Linked DNA regions of Homo sapiens: all the other regions are linked to region 4. A link is a loop called in an ENCODE intact Hi-C map of the cell type or tissue named here. Cell type or tissue: PC-9. All regions are shown on one strand. Region 1 has its middle 150 kb from the start of PHACTR3. Region 2 holds the start of LOC124904938 (a long non-coding RNA gene). Region 3 has its middle 23 kb from the start of ZBP1. Region 4 has its middle 18 kb from the start of ANKRD60. Region 5 has its middle 2.4 kb from the start of ZBP1. Region 6 overlaps CTCFL (CCCTC-binding factor like). Region 7 has its middle 120 kb from the start of BMP7-AS1.

The links. Hi-C counts contacts between places; a loop is a spot of excess contacts. Peaks named below come from ENCODE experiments on the same cell type or tissue, not always from the same donor. Only the 100,000 strongest peaks of a DNase experiment are listed, where the experiment ranks them.
Region 1: a loop joins it to region 4, with 10 times the contacts of the local background. A loop is called at or near these places in 2 of 110 quality-filtered maps.
Region 2: it touches region 4 in a loop (9-fold over the local background); 28 of 110 quality-filtered maps call a loop at or near these places.
Region 3: it touches region 4 in a loop (16-fold over the local background); 106 of 110 quality-filtered maps call a loop at or near these places.
Region 5: it touches region 4 in a loop (11-fold over the local background); 10 of 110 quality-filtered maps call a loop at or near these places.
Region 6: a loop joins it to region 4, with 19 times the contacts of the local background. A loop is called at or near these places in 104 of 110 quality-filtered maps.
Region 7: it touches region 4 in a loop (12-fold over the local background); 6 of 110 quality-filtered maps call a loop at or near these places.

What each region holds. Positions count from the first base shown.
Region 1 is chr20:59,453,668-59,457,667 of GRCh38, forward strand. No RefSeq gene overlaps it. Among named protein-coding and RNA genes, the nearest start is that of PHACTR3, 150 kb to the right of the region's middle. In PC-9, CTCF peaks have their summits at 2,250 and 2,455; no DNase peak of the experiment used is centred here; H3K27me3 peaks cover 3,920 bases.
Region 2 is chr20:57,379,949-57,383,948 of GRCh38, forward strand. It overlaps LOC124904938 (a long non-coding RNA gene), which reads right to left and starts at 2,656. Exons shown (of 2, transcript XR_007067671.1): 1 at 1-2,656. RefSeq lists an enhancer at 1,825-2,119. In PC-9, a CTCF peak has its summit at 2,021 (motif pointing right); a DNase peak (open chromatin) is centred at 2,003.
Region 3 is chr20:57,595,261-57,599,260 of GRCh38, forward strand. No RefSeq gene overlaps it. Among named protein-coding and RNA genes, the nearest start is that of ZBP1, 23 kb to the right of the region's middle. RefSeq lists silencers at 1,732-1,791, 1,812-1,985. In PC-9, CTCF peaks have their summits at 1,852 (motif pointing right) and 2,051; no DNase peak of the experiment used is centred here; H3K4me3 peaks cover 608 bases.
Region 4 is chr20:58,208,420-58,212,419 of GRCh38, forward strand. No RefSeq gene overlaps it. Among named protein-coding and RNA genes, the nearest start is that of ANKRD60, 18 kb to the right of the region's middle. In PC-9, CTCF peaks have their summits at 1,578 (motif pointing left) and 1,781; a DNase peak (open chromatin) is centred at 1,612; H3K27ac peaks cover 482 bases.
Region 5 is chr20:57,620,865-57,624,864 of GRCh38, forward strand. No RefSeq gene overlaps it. Among named protein-coding and RNA genes, the nearest start is that of ZBP1, 2.4 kb to the left of the region's middle. In PC-9, CTCF peaks have their summits at 1,791 (motif pointing right) and 1,997; a DNase peak (open chromatin) is centred at 1,897.
Region 6 is chr20:57,512,052-57,516,051 of GRCh38, forward strand. It overlaps CTCFL (CCCTC-binding factor like), which reads right to left. Exons shown (of 11, transcript NM_001386993.1): 6 at 3,663-3,783; 7 at 2,541-2,690; 8 at 541-701. Among named protein-coding and RNA genes, the nearest start is that of CTCFL, 11 kb to the right of the region's middle. In PC-9, CTCF peaks have their summits at 2,382 (motif pointing right) and 2,584; a DNase peak (open chromatin) is centred at 2,370.
Region 7 is chr20:57,088,206-57,092,205 of GRCh38, forward strand. No RefSeq gene overlaps it. Among named protein-coding and RNA genes, the nearest start is that of BMP7-AS1, 120 kb to the right of the region's middle. In PC-9, CTCF peaks have their summits at 1,597 (motif pointing right) and 1,799; a DNase peak (open chromatin) is centred at 1,566; H3K27me3 peaks cover 755 bases.

The DNA.
Region 1 (4,000 bases), 1.2 Mb after region 4:
ATTGTCTTGTTGCTCAGCTCAAGAAAAGAAGGGAGGGTCCCTTTTCTGATTAGGAATCCCAAGCAGACCCAGCATGAGCAGCCCTCCCTTGAAGCCAGCAGCTCAGTGTGAAGAGCTCCCAGACAGCCCTTGTCAGGCCTGGGGACAGAGGAGGGTGAGGACTTGAAAAATCACCAGCAGAGAGTAGAAATGGAAACCACCTGTGCACAGTTTTCCTCTATGCGGGCTGGCTCTGCAGCTGCAATAAGAAACATCGAGAAAAGCTGATGAAGTGGGGAAAAGGATCCAGAACAGATGTGTTTCCTGTACACATTTCAAATGTGCCGGGCAGAGGCCGGCGGAGGCCCTATGGGACGCAGAGAGGCCCTGCTGTGTTGAGGTCCCAGCTGCCATTTTGCCTGCCTTCTTGGGCTCCAGGATGTTGGCCTCAGGCTCCCCGCTGACCAACCCTGTTTGGGGTTAAGTGAACACCGCTGGACAGACGTCAAGTCATGAGAAAAACTCCATCCTGAGAGTCATCTTAAGCTTCTTGGGATTTCAGTATGCCCAATTGATTCCAGCTGGTGTCAAATCAGCATATTTTGCCTAATTACATTCATTTTTGCAGGTGGTCGCCATCGGTTTCATTTACAAGAACTCAGAGTAGCCCCAAGAAATGAACTAGATAGCTGGCAGAGCAGTCCACAGTGGGGAAAAAGTCTGTTTTTGTGAACACTGAATTGACATATGCTTTTCCATAAACCCAGGCTTGCAAGGAGTCGTGCTCATGGCCTCCTTGTCTACTTTCCATCCCTCAGTCTCTCTCTCTTTTTAAGGCATAAATGTGAAAAGAAAACAAATCTCTCCTCTCCTATCTTCCCCGGCCCGACTCAGGGATTTGAACGCTGCTCATTGCTGGCCCAGCTGAACCAGGGGGCCCAGACCTTAGCCTCCTTTGGAAGACTGCCATGTAAATCAGTGGCCTACACCAAGTTTTCTCAGTAATGTGAGTCCTTCCTTTCCCTAAAAATGGGAAATGGGGCCTCCACAGGTCATCAAAAATGTGGCTTAAGCCTGGTGTGGTGGCTCATGTCTGTAATCCCAGCACTTTGGGAGGCTGAGTGGGTGGATCACCTGAGGTCAGGAGTTCGAGACCAGCCTGGCCAACATGGTAAAACCCCATCTCTACTAAAAATACAAAATTAGTTGGGCATGGTGGCACATGTCTGCAATCCCAGCTACTTGGGAGGCTGAGGCAGGAGAATCGGTTGAACCTGGGAGATGGAGGTTGCAGTGAGCTGAGATGGCACCACTGCACTCCAGCCTGGGCGACAGAGTGAGACTCCGTCTCAAAAAAAAAAAAAGAAAAAAGAAAAAAAAAGAAAAAGAAAAAATGTGGCATAAAAACAGAACATCTGGCCAGAGATCATTGTTTAATGGAATCCTCTCCAAGGGTTCTCTCTCTTGCAGACCCGTCCAGGGCATTTCAGAGAGAAGAGCCTCGAAGCCCAGCCCGGAGAGGCAGACCAGAAACAACTGAAAGCAGGCCGGGGAAGATAGGAGAGGAGAGATGTGTTTTCTTTTCGTATTTAGGCCTTAAGATCCAGCCCATGTCAGCCTATCTCCTCCCCAATTGCGGGAGTCAGACACATGTCCCCCGGAACAGAACAAGGTGTGCAGCTGGGGAGGAGACGTGCCACTGTCTAGCTTGGGGCCCACCTGCCATGTAGCTCCCAAATAACATAGTGAAGTGGTTAAAGGGCACTTGTTCTGGAGCCAAGTGGACCCAGGTCCAAATGACAGCTTTCTGACTGACTTTCACTCACTTACCTGGGACCTTAGGCAAGTGACTGGTAGCACTGAGGTCCTGCAACATGTGGGCAACCCTATCTCCCCCGGGGGTGACTGTGAGATCAGAGGAAATGTGTGCAAAGCACTAGCACAGGGTGAGGCTTTGGCACACAGTGCACTGGGCTGGCTGTGATACATGGTAGCTGGCACAAGGTCAGGTCTCAGACTGCTGCAAGTATTACAGGGCAGTGAGACATTGTAGCCATTGCAGTTATCATCAATATTCCCTAGCTCTGATAATTCTCTCTCCTCACCCCAACCTGTGGGAGTATAGAAAATGGGTACTAGCAGGAAAAAAAGCCCAGGGTTTGGCAGGATTCAGGCCATTTCAGGGCTGTTTATGGACAGAAACTTCTCAGTCTTTGGATCACGGCAAGGAAATTTTTTTCCAAATCCTTGGGTAGCTCATTTGTGAGGCAACAGCACCCTCTCTGGTCGGAAAGCAGCATTTTCTCTAGAATTTTCTCTGGGGGCTTCAGGGCACCTACACCCAAAAAGTGAACAGGTGTGTAAATGAGTGTGGTGTGGTCTTTATCCAAGGAGGTCAGGGCAACCTCAGCATCTCCCCCTTATCTGTGGGCGACTGCATCCATTTCTTCCCCCTCATTCTTCCCAGCTTTCATTGCTTCTGAACTGCTGACAGTGGGGACAGTGGGGACAGTGGGGAGGGAAGTATCTGTGTCTGAGGAGCCCGCAGTACCCCCTCTCAGGCTTAGCCACACTGGCTGCCTGCTCCAGTTCCACCCTCGGGGCCAGCACTTACTCGGCATATCCGAGTTTTGGTTTGTCCTGGCCTTTTACAGTCCTGGGAACTGTGACTGGACCTCCACTCACACTGACCTCTCCCCAGCACCCTTCTCCACCACCACTACAGAAACTTGCATGCTATTTGGTTTGGAAAATTCCAGAAGGCCCGACTCTCCTGTGGGTCTGTGTCACCCCTGACCAAGTCCCAGCTCTGAGGTCTCAGGCAGGCCAAGCTGCCTCTCTGAGCTCCTAGAGCCTCAGCCCCGGAGGGGCAGTGGTGGGGCATTCACAAAGTAATCTGTGGTCATACCTGGCTCCAGCAAGCCCACAGGCTGTGCCTGCCATGCCGACACGCCCCTTCACACTGCCAGCAAGTGGCTGCGTGGTCCTGTCTCGGGGGCTTCCCCCACCTGTGGTCCGGGTGTTGTCCCATTCAGCCTTGTGACATCTCTGCGAGCTCCCCTTCTCGTTGCCAACCTACCCTGAGAGATGCAGCTCAGAGAGAGGAGCGGGCCCAGCCTGCTGGGGGTGTCCCTCCAGTCTAGAGCGAGACTCTCACCCAGGCCCCCCATGGCCCAACAGAACCCTGGGGGCTTCCAGGCCCCACACCCGCTGCTCCTCACGACCCCTTTTCTCTGTCTCCATGGAAGCTTGGAGATACAAGTTGGAGAGAACAAAAGCTCGGGGGCCCTTCCCGGCCACTCCCAGCCCGGCTCCCTGGGCCTCCGCCCGCGGGCTGACAGCACAGAGAAGCTTCAGGAGCGGTTCAGCTTTGCTCTCACCTGCTCTCTTGAGCAATCTGTGATGGCTGTCAGAGAAACGCCTGCTTTAATTAGTTCTTCACTGATTACTATTAAGTGGCACGTTATGTAATTATCCCAGGGCAGGCCCCAAATGGAGTCTATTTCAAGCAGTTACCTGAATTTTGTGAATGAAAATTATGGTGATTCCATCTCGACTACACCACCCGGCACCCAATCAACACATATAGTGGCAAACCCAATAACCCTCCAACGGGCGGTGAACAATGCCATGGCTCCTGCGTCCAGGCTGCCTGGCAGCTCACGGGATGCTCACAATGGCCCTGACAAGTGTTTGTCTCACAGGTTGGAAAACTGAGGTTCAGAAAGAGTGGGTAATTTGCCAAAGTCACACAGCTGGGAAGTCACACAGCTGGGACTGGAGCTCAGGCAGTCCAGCTCCAGAGTCCCAGCTCCTAACCTCTATGCAGTTTAGTTAGTGACTACAACTGCTGTTTATTTAGTGGCTTATGTTGTTAGTTAACCACAGAGATAGATGATTTGTACGCATCATCTTTCCTAATCCTCACTACCAAGTGGAGGTGGTATTATGCCCATCGTACAGATACAGAAACTGAGGCACAGAAAGATCTAGCTAGCTGGAAGTGGCAGAGATGGTTTTC
Region 2 (4,000 bases), 830 kb before region 4:
TAAGTATTCATAAGTTTGATGGCATCTTCTACTTCAAAGAGATACTAGTGTAATCTTGGCTCTTTGTTTCACTAAATGTCAAGCCGTCCTGCCATTAAATATTGACTGCACACCCTGTTAAGAGCTGCTTTCGTTGAAAGTAAAGTATATAAACCTCATGGAGAAGACAAATTGTGTTCTTTCACTTAATTTTTTCCAACATATGAAAATTTTAAAACATCCACAAAAGTGGAAAGGGTTTTGGCAGTGAACATACACCTGCCATCTGCCTGCCACCAGGATGCCACCATGAACACTCACCTTTCCCTTGATTTTCTGCTTGGTTTTGCCTGGCTTTCCTCCCAGTCTTTGTTGTAACATCGCTTCCTTGGTTCCTCACTGTGGGAACAGGGCCTCATGGGAAGAACTTTGTGTAAAGATGCTGCTGCAACAAGGTGGCAGGGATTTAGGGTGGGCACAGGAAGGTGCACTCGGTTCCTGTCATGTTTGGTTGGAAGCAGGATGGAGCTGTGGTGGGTTTGTGTGAGACACCTGTCTGTGAGCCTGTGCTCACGTGTGTGCACGTGTGCATGTGAGCCTGCCTGTGAAAACCCTCTCAGTCAAAGGGGCCAGCTGAACCCGCCTGCCTCACCCCGTTTTCGGGTTAGCTTCACACCAGAGATCCTCTGGCAGAGGAAGAACAAAGGATGCGGCAAGTGCCTGGCCTGCTGGCAGTGAGCTTGCTGACTTTCACCAGAAAATCACCACCAAGAGAAGGTAAACAGCAAGGGCCAGGCGTGGTGGCTCACGCCTGGAGTCTCAGCACTTTGGGAGGCCAAGGCGGGAGGATCACTTGAGGCCAGGAGTTCCAGACCAGCCTGGGCAACAAAGCAAGACCCTGTCTCAAAGAAATTTTATTGAGTCATGTAGGAAATGTTTGTTTTTCTCATTCAACCAAAATTTTCGTCTCTTTTGGAGGAGAGACTCTAAAACATGAACTAAACACATGTTCTTGAACACTCGGGAGTGCCTAAGCCAGCCTTTTCCGAATTCACTCATGACCCATTCGTAGGTTGTGAAATGAACGTAGTTGTTGCAGTGAGCGTTTCTTTTAGTGGAGCCACACAAAATCACAGAATCTATGTATGTATGAGATATTTTCATATCCTGGGGTGGGATTCTTCTCTGTGCCTGTCACTTTTTGTATGGTTTAGGATGAGTTCTTAGCTTCGGTGACCTCAAGTACTAAGCCATAACTGCACTTGAGGTCTCCCCAAAATGGGAGGGATGATTATATTAATTATATTTGAAATAACCTTATAACATTGCAATTAAGAACAGGGGGCTGGGTGCGGTGGCTCATGCCTGTAATCCCAGCACTTTGGGAGGCCGAGGCAGGCGGGCCACTTGAGGCCGAGAGTTCCACACCAGCCTGGCCAACAAGGCAAAACCCGTCTCTACTAAAAATACAAAAATTTGCTGGGCACGGTGGCACCTGCCTGTAATCCCGGCTACTGGGGAGGCTGAGGCGTGAGAATTGCTCAAGTGCTTGAGCCCAGGAGGTGGAGATTGCAGTGAGCCTAGATCACGACAGAGTGAGACCCCGTCTCAAAAAACAAAAAAACATGTACTTGAAATTGGACTGCCCACCTTCAATTCCAACTCTGTCACCAACTTTGCTAACATGTGATTTACCCTTTGTTTAAGCCTGTGATTTAACCCTCTGAGCCTCAGTGACCTCATCTGTAAAATGGGAGACATTAAAAGTAGCTATCATAATGGTTGTGTGAGTAGTCAAAGAGTTAAAGCGTAAAAGTGCCCCTGTGGCTGGCCCGTGATGTGGAGTTTGAATGTAGCTGCTACTACGAGTGCCAGTGAGGATGACATCCATGAGAAGTCTCCTGCTCAATGGGGCTGTGCTGTCGGTATACAGGCGGGACAAAAAGGTCCAGAGACCAAGTGACTGGAGATCTTGCTTGTCTCTAAGATTCTTTCCCCAGGAGCCGGGTGTTGTGCTTAGGTCTGGCCAGCAGATGGCGCGAATGGCCCCAATGCCAACATTGGAGCATGTGTTTCTGTGTTCAGTTTCACAGACTTGAGTTCATTAAAAGAAATGAAGTGTTGGCCACCCCCTTCCATTTTTTGTTGTGTTGCTAAGCTTTTAGGATATTTGGGAAGTAGAATCAAAACATTGCTTATGCTGTCAGAAGAATCGTCTTAAAAATAACACACTTAGATTGAAGGCCTCCTTGGAAAATGCTAAAGGAGATAATTTGTCAGAGGTGGGACCCTGATTTTTCTGTTTCAAACTTAATGTCCGCGATGGTTTCCTCGTGGAACACTGAAGCCTTGGCGCCCGCGGTGTGGGGGCCTCTGAGCACTCCCGTGCCCCATAGCATCATCCCTGCCGTGATATGGGAAACACAAATCCCTGGTGGTGGCAAACAGGTCACTTTAAGACTCGTGTTAGTAACTTTGAGGCTCTGTGGCCCGTTGGAATTGAGATGTAAACCTAAAACAGCAGATTTCAAAGGCTTAGCGCCAAAAAAAATGAACTAAACACATGCTCTTGAAATTAATGTAAATGCCATTAATTTTCATACCAATTACACATTCAAATGATACTATTTTGGATAATTTAACTTTCCCCTGCTTATATTTGTTAAAATGTGGCTACTGGAAATTGTAGATTCCATTCGTGGCTCATGTTGTATTCATCTTTCTCTGGGACATCACTGCACTAGGTCATCTGACTTTTGGAGGTGTCACCCACCACTCCACACCAAATATTAAAATGCACCCACATCCTGCTTTAAATACACATTGTTTTGAAGGCAAATTCTTTGAAAAACTTTCCTATTTTACTTCTGAAATGATTTGGCCGTAAGCGTACACTCCATGTTGATTTCTTAATCATGACCTCGAATAATAGGGAATTTCTCACAAAGTGCAGCGTTTCCTACAAAGCTACAAATTGTTTTCAAATTGATTGGATATTAGAACACTAAATAGTTTGTGAGGTCTCCAGTATTACATTTGTAGGCCTTTACTTAAACGGATTAATTTGGGGATTTTTCTTGTTTGTTTTTGGTTTTTTTGGGGGGAGGATAGCATCTTGCTGTATCTCCCAGGTTGGAGTGCAGTGGTGCAATCTCGGCTCACTGCAGCCTCTGCCTTTCGGGCTCAAGTATCCTCCCACCTCAGCCTCCTGAGTAGCTGAGACTACAAGTGTGCACCACCACACCAGGCTCTGTTTTTTATTTATTTTTTATTTTTTTGTATTTTTGGTGGATACAGGGTTTTACCGTGTGTGCCCAGGCTGATCTCAAACTCCTGCGCTCAAGCAGTCCTCCCGCCTTGGCCTCCCAAAGTGCTGGTATTACAGGTGTAAGCCACCACACCCAGGCTGGGGTTGTTGTTTTTAAATATCTTCAAGCCAGTTCTCTTTTTCTTTCTTTCTACCTCTCTGCCCTTCAACATTTTTGTAGGCTCTTAAAAAGCTGTATAAGCCCCAGACCCCAGGGCCTGGCTATAGTGTTTAGGAAAGGCAGTCTCAACACAAGCATTGTATTTCCTTGCAAGGTACTGGCTTGTTAATCAGAGCCTGGCAATGTTTCACAGCTCTGCGAGGTCTTCCTGCTCACTGCGGTTCCCCTATCTCACGGCCTACATTTATCCCACGGAGATGGGAGAAGCCAGGAGAGGTTGTGGCTGCACCTTTGAGGGTTTTATTATGACAGGTGTTAGGTCACTGTAAGGCAAATATGGGCAGTGTAAACAGTTTCGTAGCCGACTGTGTGAGTTTTTACACTTTATTGAAGTGTGACATATAAAAGGCTGTACATATTTAACTTATACAACTTGATGAGTTTGGAGATAAACATACACCCATGAAACCATCACCACAGTCTAAGAGCCTATTGTGAATTTTGCATCAATCTATTGAAAAATATTTTTTCAGGTGAGGGCTGTTTCGAAAGCCAATGAGAAACACCTGTTGCATACTTGCTTAAAATGTAAA
Region 3 (4,000 bases), 610 kb before region 4:
CTCCACGCAGGGCTCGGCCTGTGGTCAGCCCTTGGTAACTGTCAGCTTTGTTACCATTCAAAGGACCACAGGGTGTGGGACAAGAGCACTGCGGCCCCCCAGGCCTGTGCTCTCGTCACCGGCTGCAGGATGGGGGCCTGTTCTCGTCACCTGCCGAAGGGCTGAAATGCCTCCTTGGGGGTCATGGTGGGGCCTGACTTATTGGGTGCCGAGTTAGATCACCCTTTGCTATTCATGAGGCTGTGGCTGTGCCAGGAACCACGGGCGCTGTGACAACACAGCCACGTCCCCTGACACCCACTGACGTCCCCTGCTCTGGGGCTCTCCACCGATGATCTCATTTAACCCCGTTTTGCGGATGGGAAAACTGAGACTCAGGGATTCAATGACACTTGTAACATCTCACACCTGGTCAGTGGCGGAGCCCTCTGGGGCCCAGGCCTGGCTGCCACTCGGGGAGGTCTTGTTGGGGGCCTCTTTCCTTTGTCAGTGACTCCAGGACCTCTGGGCAGAGTGGGAGGAGGTGACATTCAGCAGAGTGTGGCCGTGGTGCTGTGTGTGTGAGATGGGAAGCAGTTGCCCTGTCTGGAGGCCTGGGCCCTACCTGGGCACTGAGCTGTGTGTATGTGTGTGTGGTGCACGCTGGTGGGGGGTGCTGAGGTTCAAGGTAGCGGGTCACTTGGGCATGTCACAGCACAGAGGGTAAACCCGCTGTCCACCAGGCTTGGGGCAGATATGGCTTCTGAATCCATCCTACCTGAGCACATTGTCAGACTCAAACAAGGAGCTAGACTAGGAGTCAGAGAAGGAGGGGCCAGATGGAGAGAAGGGGGTGGCTCAGGATGGGGCGTGGTGAGGGACCATTACCCACAGCACTGATGCGGCCGCACCAACGAGGCAGGCCCCTGCTAGTTTCATCCTGAACACAGATGATCACCCCATTTTGCACATGTGGAAACGGAGGCGCAGGAGGACTAGGTACTTGCCCAAGGTCACACAGCTAGAAAATGGTTGGGCAAAACCTTGAGTCTGGGGTGGTCCAAGTTTGTATCTTTGGCCCTACACTGTTGTGTAGACCTGGGAGGCATCCACCCACTTGGTGAGCCAGAGAGGGGCCTGTGGGCTGACTGTAAGCTCAAATGGGCCCTCTCTTCAGGTCCTGCAAATGAGGCACCGCCCCACCTCCCTACCTCCCAGACAGGGGTTGATGATGTGGGTTTTCTTCCACACTTGGAGGTCGACTGTACTCATTTTGTGCCCTGGGTTTAATCCTAGAGGGCCATTCACTGGCTGTGTGACCTTGGGCAAGTAGCTTAACCTCTCTGTGCCTCAGTTTTCTCCATGTGAAACGGGGTAAAGATTCCTTTCTTCGTGGAGTCGGTGGGAGGATGAAGTGAGTTAGTGCCTGCGGGAGTCCGGGGGGCATCAGCTCCCGCAGGGTCGGGACTTCGATGCCACAGATGGGCTTGCAGGTAGGGTCCTTGGGAGTCACGCAGGAGCTGGACTGGGGACTTGAGCGGGGGTACCCAGGTTGCAGGGGTGTTCCCCACGATAGAAGAAAATCAGCCTCTGAAGGGTGCTGGGTTTGTGCTCCTTCCCCCAAATTTGGGGCACGGGCATCAGCCAGAAAGGAGCCCGCCCCCGGCCCGGGAGGGCAGAACAGGAACTTTCACCTGGGGCCTGTGGACCGGCTGCAGGCTTATGTGCACCACCCCGGAACCGTGGGGGAAACACGTGTGTCTGGCTGCTTTGTGGGGAAGGAACAGGAGGGGGTCACACGGGATCCCCCCCACCCCGCCTGACCCCACCTCAGGCCCTGGAAGTTTCCGAGCCCAGCCTGGTGAGCGGCGGCCGGCGGCGTGCGGCCAGCAGAGGGCGCTCGGGCCAAGGCTGTGAAAGGCCGGCTCCGCGCTCCTCCCCTCCAGGCCGCCCCTGCAGTCGAGACCTGCGGAGGGCGCGGGCGGGGGCTGGCTTGGCCCTAACTCTCCGGGAGCCCGGGTGGGGCCGCTGGGGTCACAGCTGGGGCCACAGCTGGAAGCCGGCCCAGACATCTCAGCCCGGGGCGGGTGTCACAGGGGAAATTTTGACAATTTCCCGGCCTAGCCCCACCTGTACAGACGGCTGTCAATCAATCCCCGGGAGGGCCTAGGCTTCAGCCCCCAGGTCTGGGCACCACTGGGCAAGGGCTCCCTTCATTCTTAGCGTGAGCTCCCACCAGGCAGGGTCTGTCCCTATTTCTGCCCATTTAACAGAGTAGGAAACTGAGGCTCAGAGGTGGCAGGACTTGCCTGAGATTACACTCACTTGCCTGGGATTACACACACCAGGGGCTGTGACGCCAAGCCCCATTATTTTTTTCCCCATTTATTCTTTTATATTCGTGATATTAACAGCAGCAGCAGCGCCTGTAACGGACCTTCTCAGTCTGGGCCTTGCTGGCACTCTGGGCTAGATGTCTGTGTTAGGGGCATGGGGTGCGCTGAGCGTTGAAGGGCATGGGGTAGCCTGCACATTGAAGCATGCTCAGCAGTGCGGGCTGTGTGAGGCTCCCCAGGACGATGCCCGTGTTCTAATCCCAGAACCTGGAACATGTTACCTTACATGGAGAAACAGACTTTGCAGAGGTGATTAAGTTAAAGATAGTGAGGTGGGGGGTCATCCTGCATTATCAGGGTGGCCTCGATGTCATCACAGGGGTCCATCTAAGAGGAAGGAGGAGGTGAGAGGGAAAGACAGAGGTTCAGAGCCGGTAAGCCAGATGCTGGGGGCAGAGAGGAGTCACACAAATGGGGGGATCAAAGATTCACCTCCAGGATCTCCCAGCCACGCAGTTCACCCCCCACACCCCTGACCTGCAGGTGGAGCTGGGAGGGCCAGGCCTGTCTCGAGCTCTGTAGCCAGGGGCGCCAGACCCCCTCCCCCCTTTCCCCACCCCCGGCCCCCCAGCTGACACTCCCGCCTTCAGGGCTTTGCCGGCACTGGCCCTGCTGGATTGCTTCTCCAGCAGCTGGGGGCATTCAGCTGATTGTGGCAAAGGCCACTGTGCCCCGGGGTGGGCGTGGGGGGCAGGTCAATGAGACACAGTGGGGGAGCTGACCAGCCAGGGGCTGGGAGGTGACAGCCAGGCCGCGGTGATATGTCCCAGGCAGCTTTTTCAGTAACATGTTTAAGAGCACTGGCTTGCAAGCCTGCCTGATGGCTGGGTTTGAATCCTATCTCTGTCCTTGGGCAGTAGTTTCACCTCCCTGAGTGGGTTTGAATCCTATCTCTGTCCTTGAGCAGTAGTTTCACCTCCCTGAATGGGCTGCCTTGGAATCATGCAGCGGGGGCTGCATCATGCTGCGTATCCACAACTGTCCAAGGAACCCTTGTTTCACAGGAGCTCTTGCAGAAGAGGGTTTTCATGGAATGCAAAATCCTGGTCCTGCTGGCCCCTCCCCATCTGAGGTGATGTGGCTGCCCGTGGGTGGGTGCCAGTCTGCTGTCATCCGTGGGAGCTAGCAGCCTGGCAGATGGGAGTGTTAAATCCTCCGTGATGGGTTGACCACCAGGACTGGAAAAATCTGGTTTTCAATCTGGAATTTTGAACATGGGTCTCACTTGTCAGCCATGTGGCTTTGGGCAAGCCACTTACCCTCCCTTGGCCCCAGTCTCCTCATGTACTTAAGGGGAGGATTAAAGAATGCTTAGAAAATGCCCTTGTCACAGAAGGTCCACACCATTCTAAGCACCCCCAAATTCAGGGGTGAGCCTGGATTGGCTACAGCTAATGACTCTCATCCCCATGCCCAATTGGAGGTGGCAAATACTGGGGTGGTTTAGAAATTGCTTTTGTCCCCTGTGGGAATGTGAGGTCTGGAACCACTGCAGCCATTTTGTCCCCAGCAGGGCAGAACTCTTAGTGGCTGGAAAGTCTCCGTGTGGAGCCTGAAAAAGCTGAGTCTGTGGGAAGCCATGAAGAGAGATGGAGGGACAGTGGGTCCTGAACCACATTGTTTGA
Region 4 (4,000 bases):
CTGTTGCCATAGCCATCATACAGTTGTAGTGCAATTACTTTTTTAAACAAATGTAGTGTAACCTAAGTGTGAAGTGCTGATAAAGTCTACAGTAGTGTACGGTGATATCTTCAGTCTTCACATTCACTCACCACCCTCTCACTTACTCACCCAGAACAACGTGCAGTCCTGCAAACTCCATTCATGTATGTGCCCTACACAGGTGCACCATTCTGTATCTTTCATATTGTAGTTTTACTGTACCTTTTCTATGTTTAGATATACAAAGACTTACCATTGTGTTACAACTACCTACAGCAGCGGTCCCCAACATTTTTGGCACCAGGGACCCATTTCGTGGAAGTCAATTTTTCCACGGACCAGAGGGGAGTGATGGTTTAGGGATGATTCAAGTGCGTTATATTTATTGTGCACTTTATTTCTATTATTATTACGTTGTTATATGTAATGAAATAATTACACAGCTCACCATCATGTAGAATCAGTGGGAGCCCTGAACTTGTTTCCCTGCAACTACACAGTCCCATCTGAGGGTGCTGGGAGACAGTGACAGATCGTCGGACATTACATTCTCATCAGGAGCGCACAACCTAGACCCTCACATGAGCAGTTCACAACAGGGTTCGTGGTCCTATGAGAATCTAATGCTGCCGCTGATCTGACAGGAGGCGGAGCTCACAATGGGGAGCGCCTGTAAACACAGATGAAGCCTGCAGCTCACCTGCTGCTGTGTGGCCTGGTTCCTAACAGGCCACAGAACAATACCCCTCTGTGGCCAGGGGTTGGAGACCCCGGCCTACAGCATTCAATGCAGCAGCATGCTGCACAGGTTAAGTAACCTGGTGTAGGAGCAATTGGCTATACCCCATATCCTAGGTGTGTGTGGGCTCTGCCATCTAGTTTGTGTAAGTACTCCCTATGATGTTTGCACAACGGCAAAATCACCCAAGGACACATTTCTCGGAATGCACCCCTTTTAAGTGACACATGACTGGTACCTTGCTTGGGGAGAATGATGTTGAGGATCTTGGGCTTGGAAATACCTAGGTTAGCCTAATTCCTTCTTGCTTTTCTTGTTGCAGCGCCTCCTGGGTGAATATTAATTAATATATTCACTAGGATTGAAAGGAAGGTCCTAGACTTTTCTTCCCTTTAGGAGGACAAGTTTAAAAAAATGGAATTTATCTGTAAAGCTGGCTAGCTCTTATCCCTGACCCTAAAAACATAGTCTGTAAGCCCCCCGCCCCCGCCCCCACCGGGGAAGACTCTTTGGACTGGAGGACCGTGTTTCTCTCTAAATTCTTACACTATGAATGGCATGTGAAAATAATATCCACGTGGTTACATATTTTTCAAAACAGTGTCTACTATCCAAAGATCAACAGAGCACAAAAGTACCAAGAGTGGAAAATCTCTGGTGTATAACGGCCTAACGGGAAAGGAGAAAATTGGGGAATGCAACAGGATCTGCAATTCGGGTGGGGGCGGATGGACGCGGATGGACGGCCCGCCTGGATCCGCGCGAGGCGCCACTCGGGGAGTTGATCTGCGGTCTCGCAGTGACACCTACAGGCCGCCGTGGCCGCGCACCTGCGGCAACTGCGTTCGACAGCGCCACCTGGCGGGAGCCGACGCCGGCAGGCCCGGAGAGGATTTTCTTCGTGAATCCAAGACAGAGGGGTGGAAAGTGCTCAGGACCTCTGGGGTGTGTCCTGTGGGCCGCTGGGGCTGGGGTGCAGCCCACGAGGAAGTGTCCGTGGGGTGTGCGTACCTGCCCGTCTATCCTGCCCTCTGCACTGCCTGGCCGTGCTCAGCCCAATGTGCCTGTCCCAGCTGGATCCTGGCCGGGCAGGGCCGTCGATGCTTTGAGAATGAGTGCTGGTATTTTCTGCCTTTTACAAGTAGGGAAAGAGGGGAGTTGGAGGAGTAACCGAGGTCGTAGCCTCCAGGAAGGCCTCCCGGGCAAGCTGACTCCAGAACCAAAATACTCCCCCACCTGCCTCCCAAAGGTGGTGGAACCTCTACTTTTGCCGCTCAGAACAGTCACATTCAGCTTCATCCCGACAGGCACTCGAAACTATGGCAGAGGGGCAGGCATCCTCACTCTGCCACCTAGGTGCTGTGTGTTGCTGGGCAAGTTGCTAACCTTCTCTGAGCCTCCATTTCCTCCGTGACAAATGGGCATGAAAGAGAACGTGCTCAGTGCTGCTCAGCACCACCTTCCCAGGGATTTTGTCAGAAATGCAGAGTCTCAGGCCCTGTCCCAAACACTGAGTCTCGCATCCTTGGGAGGTGGGGCCCAGCAATCTGTGTTTTAACTAAGCCCGCTTGCGACTGTGATACTAATTGAGAATGTCCGCCTTCCAGGGTCACTGAAAAGACCAAATAAGATCACGTGTGCGGGATGCCTGGAAAATACTCAACACACGACTGTCGTAATTCTCCAACTCTAGACAGCCTGGCGTGGGGGCCGGGGGGAGCATTTTCTCTTTTCCTTCCTTTTTTTATTGGTTATTATTTCTTAATACAGGGTGTCAGTCCGTCACCCAGGCTGGAGGGCAGTGCTGTGATCACAGCTCACTACAGCCTCGACCTCCCCAGCTCAAGCCGTCCTCTTGCCTCGGCTTCCTGAGTAGTTGGAAACAGGTGCATGCCACCAGCTAATTTTTTATATTTTTTTGTAGAGATGGGGGTCTCACTATGTTGCACAGGCTGGTCTCGAACTCCTGGGCTCAAGCAATCTTCCCACCTCAGTTTCCCAAAGTGTTCGGATTACGGGCACGAGCCTCCACAGCCTGATTTTTTTTAATTACAAAAGTAAGACATGCTGTTAAACACAGAATTACCATGTGACCCAGCAATTCCCCTCCTAATGTACACCCAAAACTTGAATGCAGGAATTCAGACAAATCCTTATACACCAAAGCTCATAGCAGAACTATTCACGATAGCCAAAAGGTGGAAGCAACCCAAATATCTATCAGCTAATAAATGGATAAACAAAACATGGTATATTCATACAATGGAATGTCATTCAGCCATAAAAAAGAATGAAGTACTAAGACATACCACAACATGGGTGAACCTCAAAAACATTATGCTAAAAACCAGGTCCAAAAGGCTACATGTGCCTGGGCACAGTGGCTCACGCCTGTAGTCCCAGGACTTTGGAAGGCCAAAGTGGGTGGATCACCTGAAGTCAGGAGTTCAAGACCAGCCTGGCCAAGATGATGAAACCCGCTCTCTACTAAAAATACAAAAATTAGCTGGGCATGGTGGCATGTGCCTATAGTCCCAGCTACTCAGGAGGCTGAGGCTGGAGAATCGCCTGAACTCAAGAGGCCGAGGTTGCAGTGAGCTGAGATCATGCCTGTGCACTCCAGCCTGGATGACAGAGTGAGACTCCGTTTCAAAAAAAAAAAAAGCAGGGGAGCTACATATTGTTATGATCTGATTTATATGAAATATTCAGAGTATTCAAATGTATAGACAGAAAGTTGATTGGTGGTCATCTAGGGCTGGAGGGAGGTGTCCGGGGTGAATGCAAATGGGTATGGGGTTTATTTTTGAAATGATGAAAATGTTCTGGAAATAGTGTGATGGTTGCACAACATCGCGAATGTACTAAATGTCACTAAGGATAATGTTGTGTGTCTTTTGCCACGATAAAAAATAAAAGAAGGGCCAGGCATGATGGCTCATTCCTATAATCCCAGCACTTTAGGAGGCTGAGGCAGGCAGATCGCTTGAGCCCAGGAATTCGGCAACATGGTGAAACCCTGTCTCTATTAAAAAATACATATATACAAAAAATTAGCCAAACACGGTGGGGCGCTCCTGTAGTCCCAGCTACTCAAGAGGCTGAGATGGGAGGATCACTTGAGCCCAGGAGGTCGAGGCTGCAATGAGCCGTGATTGCACCACTGAGCTCCAGCCTAGATGATGGAGTGAGACCCTGTCTCACAAAAGGAGACTTGCCGGTTGTAACAATTTAGGGCTG
Region 5 (4,000 bases), 590 kb before region 4:
GTTATCTGGTTTCTGTGTTTTTGTTTGTTTTTGAGACAGGGTTTCTGTCATCCAGGCTGGAGTGCAGTGGCGTGATCACGGCTCACGGCAGCCTCGACCTTCCGGACTCCAGCGATCCTCCCACCTCTCAGCCTCCCTAGTAGCTGGGACCACAGGCCTAGACCACCATGCCCGGCTAATTTTTGTATTTTCTGTAGAGATGGGGTTTCATCGTGTTGCCCAGGCTGGTCTCAAACTCCTGGGCTCAAGCGATCTGCCTGCCTTGGCCTCCCACAGTGCTGGGATTCCAGCCGCAAGCCCCCACGCCCGGCCCCGCTGGTTCCTGTAGTACTTCCTCCTCGGGGACTCACAGGTGCTACAGAGGCACCGTCCCCAGCTCTCAGTGGCTTTTCTTGTCTTCTTCCAGTTTGTTTCCCTTGCCCACACTAGGGGCAGAACATTTAGGTGCGTGAAGGCCCTGAGATTGTTCTTGTGTGTATCCATGTGAGCCTCTTTAATGAACACCTATTATGCGTTTTCCAATCTCAAGTGCTCCTCCAACCCATCTACAGGGTAGGGGCCAGTTCTGTCTTCTTCTCAGGGGGGAAACTGAGGCTAGAAAGGCAAGATCACTTGTCCAAGGCCACACAGAGTCCATGACAGAGCTTGTCCTGTCCATTCCCCAATTGTGTTTCCTGATCTATAACACCCAGAAGTCACTGGTGAATCACCCTTAGTGCACAGATGGCGTGGAGTTCCCCGCCTCATCATAAAACTTGCTTATTAATTCCAGAGTCAGATGCCTGGGGTCAGCAGCCGAGTGGTTCGGAATGCAAGCCTGGGTCAGCATGCTTGGGTCCAAACCTGGCTCCGCCATTTACCGGCTGTGTGACCTCGGACAAATTATTTAACCCCTCTGTGCCTCAGTTTCCCCATGTGTAAAAGGACTTAATCAAAGGACCTAGCGCATGGGGTCGAGGTGAGGACCTAAGGGGCTGATACAGCCCAGCTGTCGGGCTAGAGCCCCAGAGCCATCCGTAGTCACGGGCACCGTGGTCACCTCACAGGAATGCTTCTGGGAGAGGACCCGTTGCTTACATAATTCTCAAAAGGGCCAGTGACCTCAGAAAAACTCAGAGCCACTGTTCTCTTCCAGATCACAGAAGGAGGAACTGAGGCCCACAGAGGTGAATGCTGTGTACAAGGCCCCCCAGCTTTTGGCAGCCAAGGGGGTTGAGAGCTCAGCCCTGGAAGTCCCTGGACTTGGGGTCTGTGTCTCATCTGCAGAGGGCTGGGAGGGCTAGAGACGTCTGTGCTCCTTGCAGACCCCATTTATGCATAAGGAGCAGCTTAGCGGCAAATACAAATGGAAAGGGGGTCCGGAGGTTTATCCTGAAGCTATCTGTCTTTGCAGAGCGAGCACCTGGAGCCCAGGTCTTCCGCCCTGCCTGCATGTTAAGTGTTTGAAGCAAAAAAAAAGTCTCAATGCCCAGGCCGGCCCAGACTAGTCAACTCCAACCTCTGCGGCTGGGGCCCGAGGGTGAGATTTTTTATGCTCCTGGGTGACTTTTCCTGCTTCCAGGTGGAGAACCAGTAAGTCTGGGGCAAGTCAATAACAGCAAACTGCAGGATGCTTTTATTCTCCTTTTATGTAAAAGCGAAAACTGCAGGTATCACCCTATGAAATAACAATAGTGCTCTTTAAATGGGGGGGTAGGTGGGGTGCTGAGGGAGATGATGAAGGTGCCCTCCGGAAGGGGCTCCGGCTGAGCCCTGCAAGGCTGAGTCCCTTGGGTGTCTGGGGTGCCACGCCCGAACTGGCCACCAGGTGATGCCGCTCACCAACCTGGGCTTGGGCGCACCTTGGCTTCAAGTTCCCTCTGATCTGCAGGGAGGAGCTCCTACCCCAACCCATGGTTGGACTCCAGACTTGATGAATCACAGCTCCAAGACGTGCCCACCCCTCCCACTGCCTTGTCCTGCATCATCCTTTATTCTTCCTGTCTCTTCAGTCACTCATCGTGGTTTCTTCACTCATCTTTCCTGGAAGGAGTCAGATTCCAGCTGTTTCTCTGTGAAGCCTCCAGGCAGTTCTTTGTGCTCTTCCGGCCTGGCCTCCCAGTGTTGGTCTTGACACAGCCCACCACTCCCCCGTGGGGAAACTCTCTCTCCCCCCATCTCCAGGGCCCATGCTAGCTTCTCCCCTTCCTTCCCTGGCCTCTGCAGCTCAGGCCTTGACCCCAGGTCCCTGGTGGGCTTGCAGGTCAGGTTGAGGGATGTTAGCTTGGTCTTGGGTGCCAGCCTTACTTCTAGGAAGATGGCTTCTGCTGCAGGGAGGAGGCTGGTGCCCCTCACGGCTGGTCTCCATCCAGACTGTGCTTGGATGACCCCTTTCTGTCCCCGTGGCCACATCCTGAAGGCACATGGAGCCCCTCTGGGCCTGAGCCATTTTTAGGAGTCTGTAGCAGGGACCACCATGCCAGTGGAGACCAAGCGCCTCGGGAAGTTCCCTGGACAAGGATTCTGTCTTGTCTCTTCTCCAGGGCAGGTTCTCCTTCCCAGCTGTGTGGCGCTACCTCTCTGAGCCGCGGTTTCTTTAACTATAAAGCAGAGATACTAAGAAAAAGCATTTTTGACACTTAGTATGTGCTCACAACATTTGCATAAGTTAGAAAACATGATGCATCTCCACAGTATCTCTTTAGACAGCAAACAAACAAAAGAGAGCAATAGACAAAAAGAAGAAAACATTTCACGTGGGTAGGTTCCACCTTTCTTTGCATTCCATGGCACATCTGGAGATGAAGCCAGGAATCTGCTATGTGCTTGTCACCCACTGAGTGGGAGTCTTACTTTTAAATACTTAGATTGCCTTTATTTCTCTTCTCTATTTAAGAGCTGTTTAAGTTGAGTTTGACCCTAAGGATTATCTTTAAGCCTAAATACCAGTGGCTAAAACAATAGAGTTGTGTCTTTTTCTTGAAAGAGTTGTAGGCATTCCAGGTTTAGTGTGGTGACCTGGGGTCCTTCTACATTGTCGGTCTGCCATTTGTGGCCTTCATTCTCAAGTTTGCCTTACATTTTAGAATGGCTGCTAAGCTCCAGCCATTACATCTGCATTCCTTCCAGCAGGGAGTAGGAAAGGGAACAAGGGCAGATATCTCCCTTTAAGCACGCATCTTACAAGTTGCACACACATTCCACTAATACCCCATTGGTCAGTCTTGTGGCTCTTATCTGTAAGGGGAGGCCTGGAAAGATGGTCTGTATTGTGGGTCACCATGTGCTCAGCTAAAATTGGGGTTCTATGACTTTAAAATGGGGGACAGTAGATATTGGCAGAGACCTAGCTATCTCTGCCATTTCAAGGTTCCCTGGTGTCCCCAAGAAAGGAGCAAAGATACCTCCTCTGTGCCTTCAGGTGTGTCCATTCACGGGGTTCATTTATTCAGCAGTTGCTGTGCCTCCTTACTCTGCCTGGAAAGGGCCTCAAAGGCCACAAGACTTCCAAGATGGCACCACTGCCTGCTGGAGTCCTCATCTCCTTTTGCCTTGGAAGGCGCACTCCCTGTTCATGGCTTGTGTTTTTCTGGAAACTATTAGAGCTCTCCGCCCAAACCAGATGATAATTACATGTTACTGATCTTGAGTCTTTAAATTTTTCTCTCTCTCTTTTAAAAGAGAGATATTTTTACTGCACATTGTGTTGACAAAACCCAAGTCTCCCTTCTACCAGGCAGCCTGGATTTTATTTTCAGATTTCCTCTGTGAATTCATGCAGGGGGAGGAGGTGGAAAGGTACTGAATGTGAATAATAACATGTCTTTGGTCAGGGACAAGGGTCAGAGAACCAGGGGTGGCTGAAGAGGGGAATGGAGATTGCCCAAGGTCACAAAGTCATCCTCCTGGGGTGGAATGAAGACTGAGTAAAACTGGTGTGTCCAGGAAAGCAGGTTTTCATTGCAGTCCCTAGAGGAGTCTGCCCTGGCCCTGTTCTCTGCTCTTCCAGGCAGAGCTGTTG
Region 6 (4,000 bases), 700 kb before region 4:
CTTTGGAAGACAGTGGAGGTGCGTATGCCGGCTTCTCATCTCATCACAAAGATTATTAAAAAGAAAGTATTCCAGGTAAAGACTGAATAAAGTTAACAACTTTAACTGCCTCTTCAAGCACACTGTCATGTAAAACTGCCCTTTATTTTTGCTGCCAGTGTGTGAAGGTGAAGAATACCACAACCACCAATTCCACTGGGTGTCACTGCCTTGATCCGGGCTAAGGACCACCACTACTTTGGCACCAAAAGTGCAAATGTCAATGTCTCAAAAGGGCAAATGACACCTTTCCATTATCATAACAAAGGCTTGGCTCTTGTGGGGCCCTAGTTGGTCACAGGGAGCTCTGGGGATATGTGAACATACTTTAAGAACTGTTGTTTTGAATGACTGGCTCACAGTTGCTTTCTGGTTATTCTGAATAGGCTACTCTATTAAAAGCATGACTTTTCTCAGTATCTTCAAGGTGGTAGAGAATCCCACCCAGCCCTCCATTCTTCCATACACCACTGCCTCTCCAAATTAAGTAAAGTACAATACCTGCTTGCAGGCATAACTGCAGTGTTTGCACTTGAACCTCTTCTCATTCTTATGAGTTTTCTGGTGCTGAATGAGGGCATAGCGTTCATGGAAGACAGCAGAACAGTAGCGGCATTTCAGCTCTGCAGCGCTGTAAGCATGCAAGTTGCGCATATGCACACCTAAAATGGTCACAGAACATTATATACTTCAAGAGTGTTGTTTTCTGTTAGCCTGCTTCCCCTCTCCTCTAAACCGGGGTTTCTCAGCCTTGGCGCTGGAACATGCTAGTTCCTTCCTGGGCAGGGCAGGGTGGGCTATCCTGTGCATTGTAGGATGTTAAGCAGCATTCCTGGTGTCTGTCTACCAGATGCCAGCAGCACCTCTTTCTCCCCGGTTGTGAAAGCCAAAATACCTCTAGATATCACCGCCTGTCTTCTGGGTGGTAAAATCATTCTCAGCTGAGAACCACTGCTTTAAACGAACAGAATGCTGAAATATCATTTTAATACTCTCGGTATGGAGTTAAATGTTATATAAGGTATGTCACACTGGACCTAAAATGTTCATTGAACAAAGCACTTTGAGAACTATTATGGGGTAGGTGAATTTTAGGATGATGTTAAGGTGGTTTTATATAAAAAGATATAATATCTTTATTTTACCTTAAATAATCCACTCGTTGTTAGAAGTCAGTGCCCTGTTATTTCCTATGTTGAAATTAACCTGAGACACATGGTAAGGTCTGGCTGGGTTTGCTCATCTAAGTCTAAAGCATGATGGTCTTGTGATACTTGTGTAAGAAGCCAAATGACAATGGACAGCTGTGTGATGGAGCTACTCCACCTTACCCACAGTGACTCAGACATTTAGAGAGCTTGATTTCTCATACAGTCATGGGAAGGAAGAATTAATGTGTTTATAAAGCATCTTATAGGGCTATGTGGAGTGTATCACCCACTGGCATGAGATGGATATAAACCATGTTACTTTGCCATGGTGTCAAAAAAGTCTAGCAACTGGCTAGACTTGTGCCCCACCAAGCCCCACTGGACTGTGTTTTGTGATGTGCTGGTATCTACGGCAACAATGACAGAATGGTCCAGATGAAAAATAAAAGTGAAGACTTTGTGGAACACCTTTCGCCTTTCAGAAAGGTTTTCAAAAAAATTCATCTCATCTCCAGAATCTCTTTGGGCAAAAGGGTCAAATTTTTTGTTCTGCTAACATATTTTTGTGTATCACAGTGTCATATATTTTGGAAAGAGAAATAAGATCATGGAAAAGGGAGGCCCAGGAATCCTGAAACAAAGAAGAGGCTCGTTCACTCACGCTTCCCACACCCTCCCTCCCATTGCTCAACACTGGCTGGCTTCCCCACAGGCAGTATCAAATCCCAGCTCCTAGGCCTGCTGTTCCAAGACCCTCTGGATTCCCTCTCCCACTCTGTGGGGTGTGACAGTTAAAAGGCTCACCGTGGTAGATGCGGATTACACGTTACAGGCCCGCCTCCTTTCCCGAAGTGACTGTCTTAAGGGGAAAACTGTGTCTTTTGAAACTTCTGCTTCCAAAACTTCTTAGGCCCACAGCCAGGGTTTAACAAAAGCTTGCTGGGTGCCATAGATAGAGCACTGATAAATAGGAACCCAGAATCCAGCCACCTCCTAGCACCCTTGGTTCGTATGACTCCCAGGCAGGTTACTCTATGTCTCTGATCCCCAGTGTCCTCATCTGAAAAATAGGCCCAATGTGGAATGAAGTAATACCCATCTGTGAAAGGTCTTATCACGTGCATACGGAACAGGCCTGGGCCCGGATTCTAAAAACATGCTATAAAATGCACTTATGAGATGCAGCCACCAGATGGTGCGACAGGACTTCTGGAAGAAAATTCGTCCCAGGGCCAAGTTCCCGAAGACCGGGCCTCCCAGTATCAGGGCCAGTACTTTGCAGGTTTATAGGACCACGCTCCAAAGAGCCAGCAAATGCTGTAGTAAAAGAAAGATCGCTAAACCACTCACGTAGGTCGCTTTTCCGTGCAATGATGGTGGCACAATGGGGACACTGGTATTTGGGGACATTTTCGCCGTGTTTCTGCAGAATATGTATTTTCATGGTCCCGCTCTGGGTGAAGCGGGTGTGGCAGATGTGGCATTCGTAAGGCTTCTCACCTGAGATGCAGACAACAAAGTGATTCCCCCTCCAGGCCTGATCCTTGCCAAAGGCCACCTGTGCTGAAAGTGTTTTTTTTTTTTGCCCCAAGCCTCCTTTATCAACCCCCTTCTCACCGGACAACCCCCAATTAGTATGAGACTCCCAAATCAAGCCCAGACAGCTTATGTCAAGTACAGCTGTGTCCATGATGGACCAGAGACATGACTTCCCCGCATCTGGTGGCTACGCAAGAGTTCAAGGTGGTTCACATCCATGGGGCTGTACGAATAACCAAGAAGTACACATAAATGTATTCTTAACACAAGACATCAAGTACCTCTGTTACAAAAGCAGCACACTTTATGTTTTGCCTTAAAGTTGAAGAATGAATTAAGGAGTTGACTTTTATTTATTTTTATTTACTTTTTCTTTTTTTTTGAGACAGGTTCTCACTCTGTCACCCAGGCTGGAGTGTAGTGGCGCAATCCCGGCTCACTGCAGCCTCAACCTCCTGGGTTCAAGTGATTCTCCTGCTTCAGCCTCCCAAGTAGCTGGGACCACAGGTGTGCACCACCAGGCCCAGCTAATTTTTAAATTACTCGTAGAGACAGGGTCTCCCTATGTTGACCAGGCTGGTCTCAAACTCCTGGACTCAAGGGATCCTCCTGCCTCAGCCTCCCAAAGTGCTGGGATTACAGGTTTGAGCCACCATGCCTGGCCAGGAGTTGAGTTTTAAATACCTGAAAAATCTACGGAAGCAAATACTTTGTGTTTTACTCCACACAGTGGGGTTGTGGCACAGTATCTATGCAGACTCTCTTACTGCTAAATAAAGGTAAAAGTACAGATCAAGATTCTTTTATCATGAAGGCACGCAAAAATCCACTTTTACCTTTGAACTTTAATTGTGCCAATAAAAAGTAATTTTTTAAAGCTTGCTTTAAGAGTTAACACTGTAGGTATCAGGCCTTCAGCACCAGAGCCCTTACCTGAGTGCGTTCTCATGTGGCGTTTCAGCTTGTAGGTATCTCTGCTGGCATAGCTGCACTGGCAACACTGAAAGGGGCGCTCCCCAGTGTGGGATCGGACATGGCGCTTCAATTTACTTGCCTAATAAATACATAAATGATGTTCGTTGCAATAGAAACTAAAAAATGGCAGAGTCTTCCATTAATCAGCATTGTAAAAGAGATTTAAATTAATCATATTTTAACATCAGAGCACCAGAGCATATTTCACTCACTGAAAAAACATGAAAAAGTCATCACTTTTGATCATCTGTTATGGGTGATTTTATCTCATTTGATGTGTGTGTGTATAAGCTCCT
Region 7 (4,000 bases), 1.1 Mb before region 4:
ATTATATGCCTAAAGTATTTACTAGTTGGTCCTTTACAGAGAAAGTTTGCCAGCCCTGGTTTGGACTCAGATGGATGACCAGGGCAGGACAGGGCCATCCGTGAGCACATAGAGAAAGGGGTTGGTGTCGGGGGTGGAATCATTCAGGTGGGAACACAGAGGTATCTGGTTCAAATCTGGCTTTGCCTCTGACAAGCCATGTGTCCCTGGGGACCCCCTAATCTCTCTGAGGCTTAGTTCCTCCGTCTGTAAAAAGTCAAACCTTTCACCGTTTCTGTGTGGATTAAACAAGGTAATAGACACAAAGCACCTGGCACGGAATAGACCCTAAGCGTTATGTTCCTTTTAAGCCTTTCCTAATGGATTCTATGCTGTTAGACTCACCCCAAAAGAGAGGCTGCCACAGGGATTTGCGGTTTGCTAATTGGAATCCAAACATTGCTTCTGCTGTTACAAAAGCCAAGTTACCCAAAGTAGAATTGGTTTTAGGAGCTTTTTTGAAACTAGAAAGAGCTGACAATAAAAACTCCAAAGGAGACTTGTGCAACTGGTGATCATGGGTGGGAAGGGGTGGACGGGATGTCTTTTCTTGAGGGTTTTAGGATCCAAGAGTGTTTTGCTCCCAGAGATCTTTGTTGTTCGCTGCATGTCAAGGCAGGGGGCTGAGCAGGAAGGATTGCTGAAGACGTCCTGGTGACACGCATTGAAGGCTGGGGTCCCCAACTCCAAGCCCTGAGAACCTCTTATAATATCCTGGCCACCCCCTATTTTGGAAGAAAATGGCTACCAAACAAAATGTTTTCATTAAGTCATTAATTTTATTTGTTTTTTTTTTTAAACCGATCAAAAACATATGTATTAGCCAATCTGGACTTCTGCTGAGACCAGAAAGCAAGAGACACAGGGTAAAAAGAAGAGGCTGTGGGTCTAGACAGACCTGAGTTTGCATCCTGGTTTTCCACTTTGGCTGTGTACACCTGGGGCAGGAGACCTCAGGTCTCCAGACTCACTTTCCTCATCGGTAAAATGGGGATCAGAACAGCACCTCCTTGCTAAGGTTCTTGAAAAGATTTGATAAGCCCAGTTAGGAGGTAATATGATGATGCAGGAAGGGCGTCAGGGCCTGGTGTATAGTAGATGCTCAACAAATGTCAGAGACTATGTTTTCTAGTATATATATGGCTCCAGCACTGCAAGGCAGATACTAATGCCATTTTTCAAAAGAGGATACCAAGACTCAGAGAGGTAAAGTAATTTGTTCTACGTCACACAGCCAGGAAGGGCCAGAGCACAAGTCTGGGTGGCTCCAGGACACCAGTGAGTAGATATCAGGCTACTTGACCACCGGACAGTGACCAGGAGACCCACTGAGTGGCCATGATTCCTGCCTGAAGCAGAGCCAGGCGTTGTTTGAGTCGGGGCTGCCTCACCTTAGGAGGTGGCCTTCTATTAATAGCAGTGTTGACAACAGCCTCTAGGTGCACATGCCTGAGTCCACCCCAAAGTGGGGACCAGGAAGATCCCCAACCCCAGGGGAACCAGGAAGAGGCTGCCCCAAGCAGCCACAGGGCACCCTGGAGGACCCCCCGGCGGCCAGCAGAGGGCAGCAGCCACCTGTAAGGGAGGAGGCCCTTGGGTTGACACAGGCAGGAGAGGGGCTGCCCAGCGCCAGGTGTCCCTGCCTGTGTCCTGACAAAGTTACAACAGTGGGGACCCTCACGGTTCTGACGAGGTGCCAGGACAGTCCTTTTGGAGCAGGCACTGCTGCTATGACCAGGCCTTTCACAGAAGGTGTCTAAGTGGCACGGCACCGGTAGGGAGCTGGGCCCACGCCCTGACAACCTCCCCACCCCCAGGGCTCCTTGCACTTCCCGCAGATCCAGAGGCAGGAACCGTGCAGGTGCACACAGCCCGGGAGCTGGGATCCTCCGAGGCCAGCACAGCTCATACCTGTTTTCGAGACGCAGGAGCTGAGATTCAGAGTGGGAAGTTATCTACCCAGTGTGATTCACGGAATAATGTCCAGAGCCTGTGAACATGTCACTTTACATGGCAAAAGGGACTTTGTAGGTGTGATTCAATTAAGGATCCTGGGGTGGGGAGATATTCCCAGGTTAGCTGGGTGGGCACAGTGTGATTCCTTATAAGACGGAGGTAGGAGGGTCAGAGTCACACCAAGGCCATGTGACAGAGCAGCGGAGGTTGAAGTGATGCAGGGAGAGACTCCACCGGCCACCACTGGATTTGGGGAGGGCGGAAGGGGCCACAGGCCAAGGAATGTGGTGGCTTCTAGAAACTAAAAAGGCCAGGAAATTGGTTCCCCCCAAAGCCTCAGGAAGGGATGCAGTCTGCCACTCCTTGATTTTAGCACAGTGAGGCCCACTTCAGACTTCCGAGCTCCAGACTATGAGATCAAGTGTTGTTTTAAGCCACCAAGTTTGGGAAAATTTGCCACAGCAGCAAGAGGAAACGAACGCACTCAGGTGCTCCTGCCACACACACTCACAGTTGCACAAGCTGGTGCAGCTCCAGACCCACACACCTCCACCACCACACACTCCGCCATGCACACACACCTCCACGCACACACACCTCCACCCGCACACACACACACCTTCACCACCACACACTCCACCCACACACACCTCCACCCACACACCTCCACCCACACACACCTCCGCCCACACACACCTCCGCCCACACACACCTCCGCCCACACACACCTCCACCCACACACACCTCCGCCCACACACCTCCGCCCACACACACCTCCGCCCTCACACACCTCCACCCACACACACCTCCACCCACACACGCCTCCACCCGCACACACCTCCACCACCACACACACCTCCACCCACACACACCACCCATGCACACACCTCCACCCACACACACACACCTCCACCCACACACACACACACCTCCACCCACACACACCACCCACACACACCACCCATGCACACACCTCCACCCACACACACACACCTCCACCCGCACACACCTCCACCACCACACACATCTCCACCCACACACACCACCCATGTGCACACCTCCACTGGCACACACCACCCATGCACACACCTCCACTGGCACGCACTACTCCACCTGCGTGCGCCTCCCACCTGCGTTCACCCTCCACCTGTGTTCGCTCCCACCCACTCATGCCTCTCCACCCGCAAAAGTGTGAGTGCTGAGGCTGGGACTCAACCTGAGCCGCTGGCTCTGGATTACTGGGTCCTGCCGGGCTGGCCAGGCCTGGTCACAGGCCGGGTCCCAGTCAGCAGCTCTTTACCTCAACAAGGAGAAGGTTGGGAGGTCGCTGGGATTGTCATTACTTGTCCACATTAGTCAGGGTTCTTACCCTTCCCTCATCTCTTTCCCCATCCCCATGCCTCCCATTCATTCATTCAGTCATTCATTCAGTCAGTCAGTCATTCCTTTTCTCAACAAATACATATTTACTAAGCACTTACTGTGTGCCAGGCAATACAGTACTGAACAAGGCAGTCTGCTGAAGGAGGCAGACACAAGCCCCGAGAGGGGGTGATGTGACATCATGGAGGGCTTCCTGGAGGAGAGAAAGTTGTAATGACGAGATGCCAGGCAGCCAAAGCAGAGAGGGGTTCATCGAACGACCACATATGAGGCACTCGCCATGCCAGCGGGCTGGCAGCTGGATAAAGTGAGGTCCTCCGGGACTCAGGTCCAGTAGAGAAGTCAGGCACAGCATAGGGGGTGCTGGGAGGTGGACCCCCAGGAGAGGGGGGAAGGGGAGGAGACAGAGGTTACAGGAGGAGCCCAGGGAGGGCAGCGTGGAGAGAGCATAGGCTCAGGGGGCACAGCCGGTGTCCCTGCACCTGACTCGCAGTGCGCGCTCGGGGAACAGCTGCTGGGTGGCGAGTCAGGGGCAGCAGGCCCGCTCGGCAACCACAGCTTTGGCTTCATTCTCAGGACCTGCGTGTAGCGAGCGACTCCGCACGAGCTTGCCCTCCGCAAG